Regions from separate parts of the Mus musculus genome. Here region 1 is linked to region 2. A link is a loop called in an ENCODE intact Hi-C map of the cell type or tissue named here. Cell type or tissue: left cerebral cortex. All regions are shown on one strand. Each heading gives the region's core, and the rest is flanking DNA. Links, peaks and the distances in the headings are about the cores only.

What was found. Hi-C counts contacts between places; a loop is a spot of excess contacts. Peaks named below come from ENCODE experiments on the same cell type or tissue, not always from the same donor. Only the 100,000 strongest peaks of a DNase experiment are listed, where the experiment ranks them.
Region 1: a loop joins it to region 2, with 2.6 times the contacts of the local background. A loop is called at or near these places in 5 of 42 quality-filtered maps.

The regions. Positions count from the first base shown.
Region 1 is chr13:93,507,696-93,516,030 of GRCm38, reverse strand. No RefSeq gene overlaps it. Among named protein-coding and RNA genes, the nearest start is that of Jmy, 12 kb to the right of the region's middle. In left cerebral cortex, for the core only: no CTCF peak of the experiment used is centred there; a DNase peak (open chromatin) is centred at 5,011.
Region 2 is chr13:93,601,794-93,610,128 of GRCm38, reverse strand. No RefSeq gene overlaps it. Among named protein-coding and RNA genes, the nearest start is that of Gm31977, 7.6 kb to the right of the region's middle. In left cerebral cortex, for the core only: no CTCF peak of the experiment used is centred there; DNase peaks (open chromatin) are centred at 2,214, 3,001, 4,836, 5,223 and 1 more place; H3K27ac peaks cover 1,857 bases.

The DNA.
Region 1 (8,335 bases), core at 280-8,279, 94 kb after region 2:
GGCATAATTTATATTTCAGCATTCAGGAGGCTGAGGCAGGCAGATTTTGAGTTGAAGGCAATATAGTGATAGGTAGAAAGAAAGAGAAAGAAAGAAAGAAAGAAAGAAAGAAAGAAAGAAAGAAAGAAAGAAAGGAAGGAAGAGAGGAAGATAGATGGGTGGAAGGATGATAGATAGATAGATGATAGATAGATAGATAGATAGATAGATAGATAGATAGATAGATAGATTGATAGAGACAGACAGACAGACAGACAGACGAGACTGGGAGTGTACACCTAGTGGTAGAGTTTTACTTAACCTAGTCTAAGCCCCAAGCTTGATCCTTAGCACCAAGTGTTGGGGAAAGCAGAAGACGTCATGTCCAGTTCATGGGGAGTTGAGGGAAACTGATTCATGAGAAGGAAGAATGTAGGTGTAGAACAATGATCCCAGAACTTAGACTAAGTCACTTTCAACCCTGTTGATACATTAGGATCATTAGAGGCCTTGTGACAAATCTCTCAACCCCACCCTTTATCATCCTGTCATAAATTACGTGGAGTGAGGAGACATGTCCTGAAATGAGACTGAGTTTGAGCATGAACTGTGAGGACTAAATGAGGGGTTGAGGACTTGGTTTAGTTAGGAAAGTGCTTGCTGTACAAGCCCAAGGCACTGGATTAGACTTCCAGATGCTGCAATGTGTGCTAGAATCCCAGCACTAGGGAATCTAGAGACAGGAAGACCTCTGGGTCTGTCTGGCCAGCCAGCCTGGCTGAATCAATGATGCCCCGCTTCAGTGAGAGATCCTATGTTCTGTATGCTGCAGAGAATAACCTGTTTTTCATTTGGGTGAATGGATACATAGCAAAACATCATCCAATCTCAAGCTCAAAACTCCAGCAGGAACTGAGTGGGGAAATTCCGTTGAGACACTCAGCTAGAACTCCCCAGCTAGTCCTAGACAGAGTGCAGTGTCCCTTGGGTGAGGCTCCCAAGTAAAAGAGCAGAGAGAACAGGCAGAGATTTTATCATCAAAGTGGACTCTCCTAACATCCAGCAGAAGCCAAGTGGAGGCTGTCAGCTGGTTTTCCTGATGGACTTTCTCTCCATGGATGAACCTTCCTGCTTCTCTTCCAGCTGAAGACACTTTTATATCATGGGATAAATAATAGTAACCTCTGCTGGAAACATTCACTCTCTAGCCGTTCTCAAGGATACAATGTTGTTACTCTTGGGCTGTTTTACTCTTCTCTTCCCTCAGGGGAGCAGGCCATCTCCATATAAGCCCATCTCCATAAACATGCTTGGCTCTGATGACGTAGGCCGACTCTGTTCCCATAGTCACCTTCTCAATGAATTCAAACATCAGGTGACAATTTGCCAAAGTAAGGATCATTACACTTTGCCTCAAAACCAAGGCAGATAGCTGGGTGTGGTGGCACACCCCTTTAATTCCAGCACTTTGGAGACAGAGGAAGGTAGGACTGTTAGTTCTGGGCCATTGTGGTCTGCATATCGAGTACTAAGTCAGTTAAGGTTATCCCGATTTGTGCATGCACACATCTGCATAAGAATACATCAAATCAGGTGTTAGCAAGTACAAGGCCAGGAAGTTTGTATTATTTTAGAAAAGTCAGAGAAAAGAGTTGGTAGAGGGTAGTGCAATGGCTTTGTAGAGAAAAGAAAATGAAAAGGGAGCTAAAACAAGAGAGAAATGTAATGGGCAGACTGCAGAATTGGCTGACTTCTAAAGACAAGCTGAACACACCCTGCGCTATCCAGAACGAGGCTCCTGCGTGCAAGTGAAGCCCCGAGGAAGGGTTAAACTGAGCGCAGCAGAGTATCTTTTGGGGAGATTAGAAGGCACTTCCTCTTGACTTTTTTCTCACAGTGAGAATTCATCTTAACTAGATAAAAAGGGTTTTTAAGAAGGCAAAACCAAGGTCAAGTGTAGGGGTACAGGCCTTTCATCCCAGCACTTGGGAGGCAGAGGTAGGTAGATCTCTGTGAGTTTTAGGCGGACTTGGTCTGCATAGTGAGTTCCAGGATAGCTCCAGGGGTACATATTAGAGAGACCCTGTCTTTAAAAATTAAAAAGTAAAACAAAATAACATCTGGGGGAATTTTGAATTATGGAACATAAAATAATAATGACAGTTTAACTATGGCAGTGCAGGTGGACTTAGAAGTCTCCATTGTTGCTGCTTGAGCCTCACAAGTGACAATATGATAAATATGTGCCACTATTCTTGGCTTAAGTAGCAAATCTGAGGCCAGCCTAGGCTCCTTGAAATTCTATTTTAAAAAATAAAATAAGCAGGACATGGTGGTGCACACCTTTAGTCCCAGCACTTGGGAGGCAGAGGCAGAGGCAGAGGCAGAGGCAGGTGGATTTCTGAGTTCGAGACCAGCCTGGTCTACAAAGTGAGTTCCAGGACAGCCAGGGCTACACAGAGAAACCCTGTCTCGAAAAAACCAAATAAAATAAACAGAAGTGAATAAACAAGAGTAAAAATGTTAAAATTTGAAATAATTTATTATAGTAGCCATAGAAACTAATACATAACCATCCAGATTGCCCGCCCACCTTTAGTCCCAGCACTTGGGAGCAAACGTAGGTAGATCTCTGCATTTAAGGCCAACTTGGTTTACAGAATGAGTATAGCCAGGGTTACATAGAGAAAAAAACAAACAAACAAAAAAGACAAACAGAAAGAAAGAAAGAAGAAAGAAAGAAAGAAAGAAAGAAAGAAAGAAAGGAAGGAAGGAAGGAAGGAAGGAAGGAAGGAAGGAAGAAAGAAAGAAAGAAAGAAAGAAAAGGAGAAAAAAACTAAAGAAAACAACATTGTGATAGCTTGTATATGCTTGCCCCAGGGAGTGGCACTATTAGAAGATGTGGCCTTGTTGGAGTAAGTGTGTCACTGTGGGTATGGGCTTTAAGACCCTCATTCTAGCTTCCTGGAAGTCAGTAATCTGCTAGCAGCCTTCAGATGAAGATATAGAACTCTCAGCTCCTCCTGCACCATACTTGCATGGATGCTGCCATGCTCCCACCTTGATGATAATGGACTGAACCTCTGACCTGCAAGCTAGTCCCAATTAAATGTTGTCCTTGTAAGAGTTGCCTTGGAGCCTGCTGTCAGGAGCCTCCTGTGAGGCTCTACCAGTACCTGGCAAATACAGAAGTGGATGCTCACAATTATCCATTGGACAGAGCACAAGGTCCCCAATGAAGGAGCCAGAGAAAGTACTCAGGTAGCTGAAGAGGTCTGAAGCCCCATAGGAGGAACATCAATATGAACTAACCAGTACCCTCAGAGCTCCTTGGAACTATACGACCAATCAAAGAAAACACATGGTGGAACTTGTGGCTCTAGCTATATATGTAGCAGAGGATGGCCTAGTTGGTCATCAATGGGAGGAAAGGCCCTAGGTCCTGTGAAGGCTTTATGCCCCAGTATAGGGGAATGCCAGGACCAGGAATGGGAGTGGGTGGGTTGGGGAGCAGGGGTGAGGGGGAGGAGATAGGGGATTTTCGGAGAGGAAATTAGGAAAGGGGATAACATTTGAAATGTAAATAAAGAAAATATTTAAAAAAAAAAAAAGAACTATCAGGAAAACTATCAGGAACTATCATGACCTTGGTCATGGTGTCTGTTCACAGCATCAAAACCCTAAGACAAACATAAAATATACATAAACATATGAAATAAGAAGATCAGGCTGGAAAGATGCTCAATGCTTAAGAGCATTTATTGCTTTTGAGGAGGACCCAGGTTCAGTTCTCAGCACCCACACAATGGCTTACAACCATCCATAACGCTAGTTCCAGGAGATCCAACTTCCTCTTCTGACTTCCACAGGCAGGAGGCACAAATGTGGTGCACATATGTACATGTAGACAATACACTAATACACACAAAATGAAATAAACACTTGTAAAAGTATGTTTTTGAGACTGAGGCATTGGGGAAAAGTTAAAGTCAGCCCGGGTTGCTTAATGAGATCTTTTTGAAAATAATTAATTAAGCATCATATTGTCTTTTGACACAGTATCTCACAATAACCTAGAAATTTGTTACCTAGTGTTTGGTTTTGGTCTCTGAGACCTGCCTATTTTATGTATCAAAGCAGCAGACCTGGCCTCAGGGTTCTCCCAGCATCCCTCAGTCTCTACCTGCTATACCTTGTCCCCAACCCTGAACTTTCCAGCCCAGGAGCTGGGCTGCCCTTCCCCCAGGGGCTCCATCCTACATCCTCTAGACATTTTGATCTTTACACTCTTCCCCTTCTCCTCTCTCTCTGTGCATGCATTCTTCTTTCTCTCCCCCTCCCTGCACGCCTCCCCTTGCCAACTTCCTGGCCTCCTTCCTTGAGGCAAGCGAACTCGATAAACCTGGCTTTAATATACTCTAACTTGAATTGGCTCATTTCATCTTAAATTCCTCATCGTTTTGTCTCTACCTCTCAAGTTCCCAGATTACAAGCATGTACCATCATGCTGGGCTCAAAACATACTTTTAAAATAAGGCTTATTATGACAGGAAAACAAGAGGAAAATTTGTACTTGGAGATGTGTATATTTCCTCTCTCAAAAATATTTTGTAAAAATGTAGCTATTGTGTCATATCTAGACTTTATTAATATTTGGATTTACTACACTATGAAAAATTAGTACAGTACATTCTACGCAATGAGAAAAAAGCCCAAATCGATTTTGTAGTTTCCTTAGAATCACGAAAGAAAAAAATCATTGCAAATGTAACAATGAACCTATATGCTGCCAATTGCCCTTGGGATATTCTGAAAATGTGTCCATTTCTAACTTCTGGGAATATGTCCTGGTAATCCATCAAACTGGAGCTGAGGACTAGGCTGTGAGTACCTCGGTCCTGCTCACAGTGTGTCCTCGATGTGCCACGAATCAATGATCTAGTGAGTAGTAGGACGCCTTTCCAAGCACAGATGGCATTCATGGCAGCTTTGAGAATGGGCCTCAGAGTGTCGAGCTTAAGCAACAGACTCCCAGGCAGCTGCTTTTGGATCTGCCACCCTTCCCTCCCCGAGGCTCCCAGCCAGGGGTGGAGTAAGCAAGGGGACTAGGCAGGCCTGCTCCTGTGAGACACGGAGTGGCCTTGCCAACACATCCTTAGCTCCATTCTACTCTGAGCCTTCCTTTCTTCCCTGTCCTTCCGAGCAGCGGGGCGGACTCTCAGCCTTCCTGTTCTCCTTCTTTGTCTGCGTGTCTGCATCTTTCTTTTCCCTGTCGATGCTTTCCTTTCAAATCTCTTGCACCTCCGATTCCACCCGATGGTTGTTGCTTAGATGAGTTTTAAATAACTGTTTCAATGTCTCAGAGCAGCCCCTAGAAGAAAAACAGACACAATGAAGGCTGTGCTCAGGGATATAAATGTAGTAGCGATTTAAATGTCCTATTCTAGGTGTGGTATGCAGCAATACGTGTGTGCATGTGCACACACATACATTCAATAAATGTCCTAAATGGCTATTATTATGTAAATTTACACATTAGAATTCTTTTTGGATTTTTGTTTCTTTTCCTTTTGGACTGGTATTATTTTATAGCCCAGGCTAGCCTCTAGCTTGCAATCTTTCTGCTTCTGCGGCCCCAGTCCTAAGATTTCAGGCATATAATTATCACATATAACTTGGAGTTCTTTTTAAAAAAAAAATAACAGTAAAGTCCTTTAAAGACTTTAAGGATGTGTTAGGTAAGAAGAGTTGCTTACAGTGAGATCTGATTTTTGTGTAAATAAATGGAGAAAGAGACATAATAAGATATACACCAAGAGCTTTTTTTGTTTGTTTTGTTTTCATGGTGTTGAGGTTTTGTGTACCCTGGGCTAGCATTCTCACAGCAAAGCTGTTCCGTCACAGTTTAAAGCAGTTGTCTCTAGGTAGCATTTAAAGCTTTAGTCCCGGTGTGGTGCCTTTAATTCCAGCATTCAGGAGGTAAAGACAGGTAGAGATAGACCTCTGTGTTCAAGGCCATCCTGGTCTACAGAGTGAGTTTCAGGACAGTCAGGGCTACTCGGAGAAACCCTGTCTTGAAAAAAAAAATTCCCCCTTGTTTTGATGAGGCTAGAGAAATGCCTCAGTAGTTAAGATAATATGCTATTCTTATAGAGAACCCAATTTGAGTTCCCAGTAACCCAAATGGTAGGCACACAAATGGCACATATATGTACAAACATACATGCAGACGAAACACAATAAAATAAGTAAATTAAATAAATAGAACAAAATGTACTGTTTGGGAGTGGGAAAGATGGATCCTTGCTAAAAATGATAAAGAGTGCTCCCTTTTCTTCTTTTTACTTTCCTTTCCCCCTTCTATCCACCCTCCCGCCCCCTCCTTAAGACAGGGTCTCACTGTGTAGTCCTGGCTGTCCTGGAACTTACCTTGTTGTCAAGGCTGGCCTTGAATTTACAGAGATAACCTGCCTCTGCCTCCCAAATACTGGGATTAAATGTGTGCACCACCATACTTGGTGTATACTGCCTTTTCAGGGGGGACCTGTGTTCAGTTTTTATAATCTAATTCAGGTAGTTTCCAACTTCCTATAACTCCAACTCCAGGGGCTCCAGTGAGCTTTCTTGGACTCAGCAAGCACTGGCACTCACATGTGTAAATACCCACAAACAGCATACACATACACACAACTGAAAATGTTACAAATCTGTTGCAGGAAATATTAGAAAATGAATAGAGCCTGCACATTCTAGGGCCAGGTGTGGGTGTGAGTGCCTTTAAGCCCAGGACTTGAGAGGCAGAGGGAGGCAGATCTCTGTGAGTTTGAAGCTGGCCTGACCTACATAAGGAGTTCCAGGACAGCCAGGGCTATGTAGAGAGATTTCTCAGGAAAACAAAAAACAAAAACAAAAACAAAACAAAAAACTATATATATTGATATCCTTAAAGATAAATAAAACTTTGTTTTGATTTGCCTGTAGTTTTAACTATATATGCATGAAACACACATTGTTTTTTGCAGCGATCGACTTTCTTAAGCTTTAAAGTCTGTGATCAAGCATGGCACTTGTGGGTTCCGGGTGTCACTCCCCTGCCATCTAACTCTCCACACGCCAGTGTCATCCCAGACTGCCCCGCTCTTCCTGTCTCTCTCTCTCCACAGCTGCAGGCTTGGTGCAGGGAAGCTCTCTGACATGAGTCTCCCTCATTTCCAGGCGAGGTCGAGCTCCTGACCTTCAGGGCACCGGCTCTGTCTTCCTGAAGCGCTGAATGTGGTAGCCTGGAGATGGGAGCTCCTCATGGGGTGAAACTTGACTTAGGAGAAATGAGATGTGGGGAAGAAGCTGGCAGACATAGTCTCCATTCCTGCTTAAGTCCAGTCACCTCCCTGAGGGTGATTTTTCACCCTCAGTGTCTCCTATGTGGGGCATGGAGGAAGTCCTGAGTGTGTATGTGTTGTTGACATGTGAGCTGGCCAAGTCAAAGACCAAAGTCTCAGCACTATGGGAGTGTCAAAACTCATAGGGATGGCAAAGCCTTCCTCAGATCTAAGTGTTTATGCTTACAGTGTGTGCAAAAAATACTCACATAGCTTTCTCCCACGATGCACAGCTTTCCCTGGCATGCATGGCTACTCCCTGGGAGGTTCACTTCTTGAAGACTTCTTTCCTACAGAGACAGCTCCTCCTGAGATAAGGAAACCTGTTGCCTTGCTCAGATGTATATAATACACACTCTAAGCTTCCAAGGCTGCCATGGTTTCCCATCGGAGCCCAGACCCCAACTCCACCTTTTTCATCTGACCCTACCTTTTCTGTGTTGGTGTACCCATGTGTCTGACATTCTCTTGTCGCCTCAGTCAGGTCAATTCCAGGAGCCATGTAGCATGTGGCATCCCTGCATGCTACCTATGCCAGGGCCTTTGGGCATCTTGGAAGTTGTAAAATCAGAATATGATATAAAGTACTATGAAGGGCGATGAAGGCATATGCAGACAAGCACTGTCACTTAAGTAGACTTTCCTTAAAAAAGCAGAAACTGGTCTGGAGAGATTGTGATGGCTCAGTGGTTAAGAGCACTTACTACTTGTGGTGGTTTGAGTATGCTTGGCCCAGGGAGTGGCACTATCAGGGGTTGTGGCCTTATTGGAGAAAGTATGTCACTGTGGGTGTGGGCTTTAAGACCCTCATCCTAGCTCCCTGGAAGCCAGTCTTCTGTTTGCCTTCGGAACAAGATGTAGAACACTTAGCTTTTCCTACATCATGCTTGCCTGGATGCTGCCATGTTCCTGCCTTGATGATAATGGTCTGAACCTCTGAACCTTTAAGCCAACCTCAATTAAATGTTGTCCTTATA
Region 2 (8,335 bases), core at 248-8,247:
ACTGTGCCCCCTGGGAGAGGCATCCGGACCCTGAATCCGATGACACAGGACCAGTCCTGGTTTCTCCCCTTCTGCATTTGATTTTCTTATCCTTCACCTGCATCCTACCCTGAGAAGCCCTGGGTGCCAGGAGGGGAAGGACCTCAGGGACTAGATGATTGCCATTAGCCAGCAGGTGTTCCTGTCACCAGGTCCAGTGAGAATGGGTTACCTAGTGTGGGACTCTAGCTTGGAACGTTTTCATGTCAGACACAGGACAAGGTCAAGGTTCCGGGCCACAGAAGTTCCTCTGCTGGCCCTGGCCTTGAATGGCATTATGGAGACTGCATCGCTGCTCCAGCGTACAGTGCTGCTCACAGTGGTTCAATCACCCCTCACAGGGTCCATTGCCCTGTCAGGCCTTCTCCTCTGAGCCTACAGGGTCAACAGGCTACTACAGTCAGTGTCCCTGGCCTCATGGAGGCCATGCCATTGTGCTCTCTAGGCTGGCCTGAAGTCATATGAGATGACAAAGAGACATCCCTCGTGTGTGTGAGACCTCTCCTCTAGTCTCATGCAGCTAAGAGTGCAGCCAAAAAATCCAAGGAGGTCACATTTTCCTGCCAATACCTAAAGAATTAAAGACAAGTTTTTAAAATGTGTTCTTCCACACTTAGACTATAAAATTCCAAATGATAGGGGCTGGAGAGGTGGCTCAGTGGTTAAGAGAACTTGTTGTTCGTCCAGAGGATCAGGGTTCCTTTTCCAGCACCCACGTGAAGCAGTTCACAATTGTCTGTAACTCCTGCTCCTGGGGATCCAACACCATCCTCTGGCTTCTGCAGACACCCCGCACACATGTAGCATACATGTATGTGTAAGCAAACACACATGAAAACACACATGTGCACACACATAAATAATTTTAAAAAGAAATTCCAAGTGATAAACCTGACAGAACTTTCCTGTGTAAATGAATTACTGACAGGTTCCAGGGTTCTTGGTAAGATCTGCCCTTGTCCCATCAATGGTTCACCAATGATGATATCACGCGAGAGTCATAACACGACCAACATTAAGCAGACGGTTTTGGAGTGCTACAAAAGCAAGATCAAAGTGTTCCCAAAGGCCCTTGGCATTGTGGGTAATATTAGTGGTGCTACCTTTTCTTGCCGTGGGAGATGCAAATGTAAAATATTTGCCAACAAAGACAAAGAGGCCTCTCTACTCTTCTTCCTCATTAGGAGCAGGTAGGCCTGCCGTGATGGACTTCCATGAACACTGCTGGCAGAAAGCCAATAATAAAGACCCATTCTAGACTATTCTCAATTCTCAACTATTCTAAACCTTCTCAGCCACATCATCAGACCCCACAGGGCAGTGCTCTTTATTCACTAAAGCTCTCTGAGCTGTTTTGCTCCTCAGGCAGGCATGTGATGCTCTGCAGATTTCAATAAGGTGCTGGCTTCCTGCCATTCCTGCCAGATGAAACTCTTTCTAGAAGTCCCTTTTCAGTGCTCAAAGTGATCCACCCACTTCAGTGCCCACCTTCACGTCACTTGGCCAAACAGCCTTGCTCTCATCCTGGAGAGTGTTCACAAGGCCTGCTTCTTTCCTGCAGTATCTCCTGGGGCCTATGCCTTAAGCCCTGTGAGGACAAGGACATTGCCCCGCTCATAGGTCACTGTGACCAAAGACTAGACAGAGGGAGGGGACATTTATTTGGGCTCGTGGTTACAGTTATGGGAGTGAAGGCACAGAAGGCATGGCAGAGAGTGTGGCAGAGGCTCTCACACCTGGTGAATCAGGAAGAAAAGTGTTAGATAGGTACCAGAAATAACTGTGATGGTTTGCATATGCTTGGCCCAGGGGGTGGCACTATTAGAAGGTGTGGCCTTGTTGGAGGAAGTGTATCACTGTGGGAATGGGTTTGGAGACCCTCCTCCTAGCTGCCTGAGGATGCCCAGTCTGTTTCTGGCTTCCTTCCGATAAAGATGTAGAATTCTTAGTATCTCCTGCACCATGCCTGCCTGGACACTGCAGTGCTCTCACCTTGATGATAATGGACTGATCCTCTGAACCTATAAGCCCGCCCAAATTAAATGTTGTCATTTATAAGACTTGCCTTGGTCATGGTGTCTGTTCACAGCAGTAAAACCCTAACTAAGACACCCACATTGAAGGCCCATGCCCAGAAGCCACTGCTGCTGTGTAGGCTGGGTGTCTCTAAGCATCACGGGGAAGCACATGTTCAAAAGCGTGAGCCTGCTTCAGCCAGACATTCCACATTTCAACCACAGCCTGCTATATGTAGCTCCTGCACATTCAAGAAGTCCAGGCACATATGAGGGGTTCAACAGTACCATTTGGAGGATTATTTGGGAAATAATGATGCTTCTACAGAGACATAGCAAGTGGAAGCCTATCAGTGTGGAGATGAGAGCCAGCATTTTACATCAGAGGAAAGCATGTGTGTGCATGTGCGTGTACATGCACGTGTGCCTGTTGGCTACTCATTACCTGCCTGGAAGTCTCAACTTCAAAAGCCTTCAGTTGTAGATGATACAATGTGATATAATAAATCATAATGTCAACTTTCGTAATTATAAATGTGTCATAATAAAAAATAAGTTGAAAGTCTTGGGGCCCAGTAAGAAATCTAAATGCATGAAACAGATAAGTCTAAAGTCTAAAGAGCACTGGATAGGACCCACTCCGGATCAGTCCAATCATTTCTCTCAACTCAAGTGAGAGCGCAACCAAATGAGCTGGAATTCTGCCAGAATGTGGTCCCAGCACAGCACAGGCCAAGTCCTGGATCCCAAATAACCTACCCACTCCACTCTGTAAAACAATTACAAAGAAATTTGCTCAGAGGCCAAACCCTCAACAATGCTGAAGCCTATTTCTCTTGCTTGGGCCGGCCTTCTGTTTCAGTTCCATTTCACAGCAGACCGCTCGGGTTTTCCACTTTCTTGCAAACTGCCCACAACAGAAAAGATTCCTTACTGTTCCTCCAACTGCTGTACCCAGTCCTCCCTCTTCCCACCCTTCTCCTTTGAGGCTTGTGCCTGCAGCCACCCACAGTCCGCATGGCATGTCCGTGTTCTTTCCTGCTCTTTCCCAGGCCCCGCCCCTCCAATTCCTCCTGCAGTCAGTGAAGCCTGACTGCCTCCTCCGGACGAAGGTCATCATCCTAGAAAATCAGAGTCATCCAAGGTGACCCAGCTCGCACCCTCCTTCCCTGCCAGTTTCCTCCATCAGTCCCTTCCGGCCAAGCTATGCTTAAACCAGGATTGCTTTCCACTCCAACAGCCCGGGCTCGGAGGTATCAGAGCCTCTGTGGCAGTGGTTCTCAACCTGTGGGTCACGACCCCTTTGAGAAGGTCAAATGATCCTTTCACAGTGATCAGGTATCAGATATCCTGCATATCAGATATTTCCACTAAGATTCATTACAGTAGCAAAACTACAGCTATGAAGTAGCAGTGAAATGATTTTATGACTGAGGGGCACCACAACATGAGGAACTGTGTTCAAGGGTCCCAGCATTAGGAAGGTTGAGAACCACTGCTCTGTGGTGTCTGGGGCCCGTGCTTTGCCCTTAGACTTTTTCAGTCCTTCAGTTCTATCTCACTCCATTCCTTTTCTTTGGCTAGGGCTTTGATCTGGCATCTTAACTAAATGTTAGAAACCTGGGGAGCTGCCCTGACTCAGGATGGAGGTCCTCGACCCCCGTGCTTGCAGAAGAAGTGGACAGACCCTCAGTATCCTGTACCCACTATACCCCCCAGGGGGTGGGGTTCATCACTGAACACTTTCCTGGCTGCACCTTCATTCCCTCCTCTCTTCTCTGCCGTGTGTTCTTGAAAGGCCTCCATTGGAACCCACGGTACACCTACAGGAAAGGAATAGAGCCCTGCTCAAATATGCCCACTTTCCATGAAGGGCAGGTCTTGCCTGAGGGGCTGTGTGGTGGAGTCTAAAGATTACCAGGAAGTGAGGGCAATATACCAACCTACTAAGTGTTGAAGGAAGGGCAAGAGCTGTGGATCCAACAGGCACTGAATGAATCTGATTGGCAGGTGGGATCAGCCATCTACTCCTAGTTCAGCCCACTGACTGGAGCTGAGTGGACACACAACAGAAGAATGGCAGACTGACCGGTCGAGACTGAGGGAGGCAGGCTGAAAACTGATGCAGTGAGTGCCTCCGACAAGCCAAAGGTTATTTACTGCTGCTCTTCCTCATGGAAGACAGGAAACTGTAAAGAGCCCTGAGTTTCTGAGGAGCCAAGGAACACTGCAGTAGGGAGGGAGAAGTAGAAGAGTAAGATACAGAGAATGTGGCAGGGCCACCCTCCCTACTGTGTGCCAGGCCAGGTGACACACAGGGAGAGTGTAGCAGGGCCACCCTCCCTACTGTGTGCCAGGCCAGGTGACACACAGGGAGAATGTAGCAGGGCCACCCTCCCTACTGTGTGCCAGACCAGGTGACACACAGAGAGAGTGTAGCAGGGCCACCCTCCCTACTGTGTGCCAGACCAGGTGACACACAGAGAGAGTGTAGCAGGGCCACCCTCCCTACTGTGTGCCAGGCCAGGTGACACACAGGGAGAATGTAGCAGGGCCACCCTCCCTAATGTGTGCCATCCCAGGTGATACACAGAGTGTAGCAGGTCAGCCCTCCCTACTGTGTGCCAGCCCAGGTGGCACACAGAGTGTAGCAGGTCAGCCCTCCTGACTAGGTGTCAGGCCAAGTTCATCCACTTCGTCTGAACAGCTGCTGCATCTTCCACATTTTTTTGTCTGCAACCTGCAGGGCTCCACAGGAGTCATCTTGGGCTAGTACGTTACCAGAGCAACGAATTACTGTTTACAAGGTAGATGAGAAAAGAAGAACAACATAGGGACAGCACAATATCTGAAAGAATGTGCAGAATGTTAGAAACATGAGGGAAAAAATGCTATCAAAAAACAAACAAAGAAACAAAATCCCAAGCCCACTGGAATGGGAGAAGGACGACAAATATCTTTAAGGTATAGACAAACAGCTGGAATTCTGACACATCTTCTGCCTGGAAAACAAGGGTGACACATCACACTACTGTGAAACATAAGTGCTATTACAGAACAATGTCTCCAGGTGACTGCCCAGGGGTATCCACCTGTCGGAAGCATATGACTGTCGGGATGAATCAGAGCTGTGTAAATTAGCCAGCGAGTACATTGTAGGCAGAAATATGTGTTGGTGAGAGACAGGAGCCTTGAATCTGTGGGCAGGAGTGGGCGTGCAGAGAATGAAAAACAGCCAGGAAAAGAACAAAACAAATTCCCAATTCTTCACTTTGACTGTGTGTGCAATTCAGTATCTGGGCCTGAGTTTTTAAACAGGATAAAACAACAACAACAACAACAACAACAAAAAAAAAAAAAAACCATCCAATAGCAACATCAGCTACAGGGCTAGTTAAACCCAGAGAACGGCTTCCGTGCGTCTCCCACCAGGGAGCAAATATAAGACAGACAGTGGTGTTTACTTTGAAGGAAACTCAAGTACACATTTCCTCAAGCGACTCAAGACTGTTCAAGCAAGCAGGCAGAGTGGTTCATTGATAAGAGCCTTTCAGGCTTCATTAAGCTTTCAAGTTGTAATAACCCACAGGCTCAACTTAGTGCTTAAGAGTGAAGAACAGGATGTAAGTCAGTATGAAGAGCACATTAGACCAAGGGCAGTGGTGCTCACCTGCAATAGTAGCAGAGGAGAGATAGAGGCAGTCGGATCAGGAAAGTGAGACCAGCCTGGGCTACATTTAGAAACCCGGTCTCTAAAAGCAAAATTATACAGAAAAAGAATGCATCGGCAGTTCAGGCTACACATGCAAACAGGATCTTCTCTTCCATGTTCCCTTTACCAATCCATAGATATTGTCCTTGGCAGATGTGGTCAGAGGCAGAAGGGGCTGGCGAGAGGGGAGCAAACACAAAGAGATCCCAAGGAAGAGGCCTGAGACTTGAGCCACGCACCGCGGAAAGTTGAAGAAGTGACCTTTCAGCCCATCCCATAACCCCCGATGGTATAAGAAAATGACCTGGCCATGATGTGTGTTCTGAGGTCCTAATGACTTTGATCTCAACAGGACTCTAAAGTCATAGTTTCCCACGTCCTCTTGGGAATCTTCAAAGATGTGAAAGGCTTTTCCTACTAGATCATTATGTTTCTAGGAAACCTTCAGATTTCCTGGAACTATTTTGTATAATTTATAAAGAGCCTACAAATTCACACACCAAAGACTCTGCTAATAAAAGAGATGGTAAAAATGTTTGAATAGACGAAAAGCTGTCTGACAGGAAGATGTATGACTCCTCTAAACAGTAAGAGAAAGAACCATGTTAAAGATATGTGGCAATATAACACATTACCCGCTGTAATTGGAGCTATATGAGAAGAACCTGCCAGCCATGTCCTGACTTTTATCCACAAATGGGATGGATCATTAAGATGGGTGTTGCTTTATCTTGTTTGCCAATTTGTTTGCTGATTCAATAGCATTTATTGAGTGTCTGCTTCTCTATGCTGGCATTGTTGCAGGTGCCTGGGTGGAAGAAGAAAAACATTTATGATAATAATAACATCATTGCTTGGGTGCTTGTTGCGTGGCTGTCTCTTAGAGTCCTGAAGCAAGAATATGAGCAACCAAACATTGTTGTTTTCCAGGAGAAGAAATTGAGACTTGCCTAAAGCCTACCGTGTCTACACCCCGAGAAGAATACACCCCGAGTCTAACTAAAAGTGGCCAAGTGTTTGCTAATCTTTCCTGATTTTACACACACCTTCCTGCAATGAGCTGATTAGTTTAGAATTCATTTCAAGATCTCCGGCTGCCAATACATTCTTGGCACATACTAGTCTCAATAAATATTTGCTAAATAAAACATTTAGCTAAATTGACAACTGAAAATATTTGCTAAACTTAATAATTAAAATGAATGGTATAAATTGAAAATATCAAATTAAATCATTGAAGACACCGAAAATATTTGCTGAATGGGAAATGAATCATCAAGCCGCCAAATAGTTTCGTTTCCGTTTAATTCCATAAAAGTGTGATGCTTACGTGCTGAATGTGGTTTTGAGGAATCTTACTCTTAGCAATTGCCTGCAAATATCACGTTGGCCATCCAGCTGCAGTCCCTGGACCTCCAGGATAAGTAGGTTGCCCACACTAAGCTGTCTAATTTAAAAGTGCGTGTCAGATCATTACAGAGCTCACTCAACACTCCTTCTCTTCACTGGGTCATTCAAAGTTTGGTCTTGACTGATGCTGTTGGAGCTCTGAAAACTAATCATACTTAAGTATTTCATTACACACACACACACACACACACACACACACACACACGAAGGTTAGAGAAGTGTGGCCCGCACACTTAGGTCCCATCCACGTCTTCCATAACTCATGGTGTGACCACCGAAGCACACAGCTCTGTACCTGATTCAAAATGTGTGATTTTCCCACCGGGGCTGGGACAGTCCTCTGGGAGACCCAAGTGGTTGTTCAGTTTCCATTTCAGAGTTCTCTCCACCATTCATCTTCCAGGAAACTCATCCCTGGGTCCTCTTGCCCACCTTTCCTCTAATAATGACTCTTTGCCATTAAAACAACACCCTAAGGGGACACTGTGCAGCCCTCCCAAGCCTATGTATTTGATGTAAAACCCAGCTTGTCCAGAGATGTAAAACCCTTCTGGACCCCACACACAGTAAACTACTGACACTGGCGCTGCGGAGATGAGCAACTTTAATGAGTGATTGAGTGACCTTTCAAGTCTGGTGGTTCTCCTGACTTGTCAACAGTCTCAGGTAGCGGCTGGTGTTCTCTTGCTAATTGTATTATCCAAAAAACCTGTGTGTGGCAAAAGGAAGCATGCCCCGCAGCTGGCTCTGATTGGTAATAAAGAATTGCCAAACAGCCAATGACTGGGCAGACGGAGACTTGGGCGTGTGTGTGTGGGGGGGGGGGGGGGAATCTTTAGATTTGCACTGGCTAGGAACTGGAAAAGAGGAGAAACAAAATCGCCATGATTCGGAGGGAGATGGATCAGATTTAGAGCTGCAGAAGGAAACGCATCCAAAACGTCTTTAAGAAGGAATGCGGTCCCCAGAAGGGCTGCCCAGAAGCGTCTTGGACAGCAAAGACTAGGGAGCGGCCCAGAAGGAGCCAGGGCAACAAAGATAAAATACAGAATTAGAGGGCGTTAAACCAGAATTACAGGAAGGAAATGTGTGCTAGCTACGGGGAGGATTAGAACTGCCCAGCCTTTGAGCTAGTCGAGGCATTTTAAAATGAACTTGT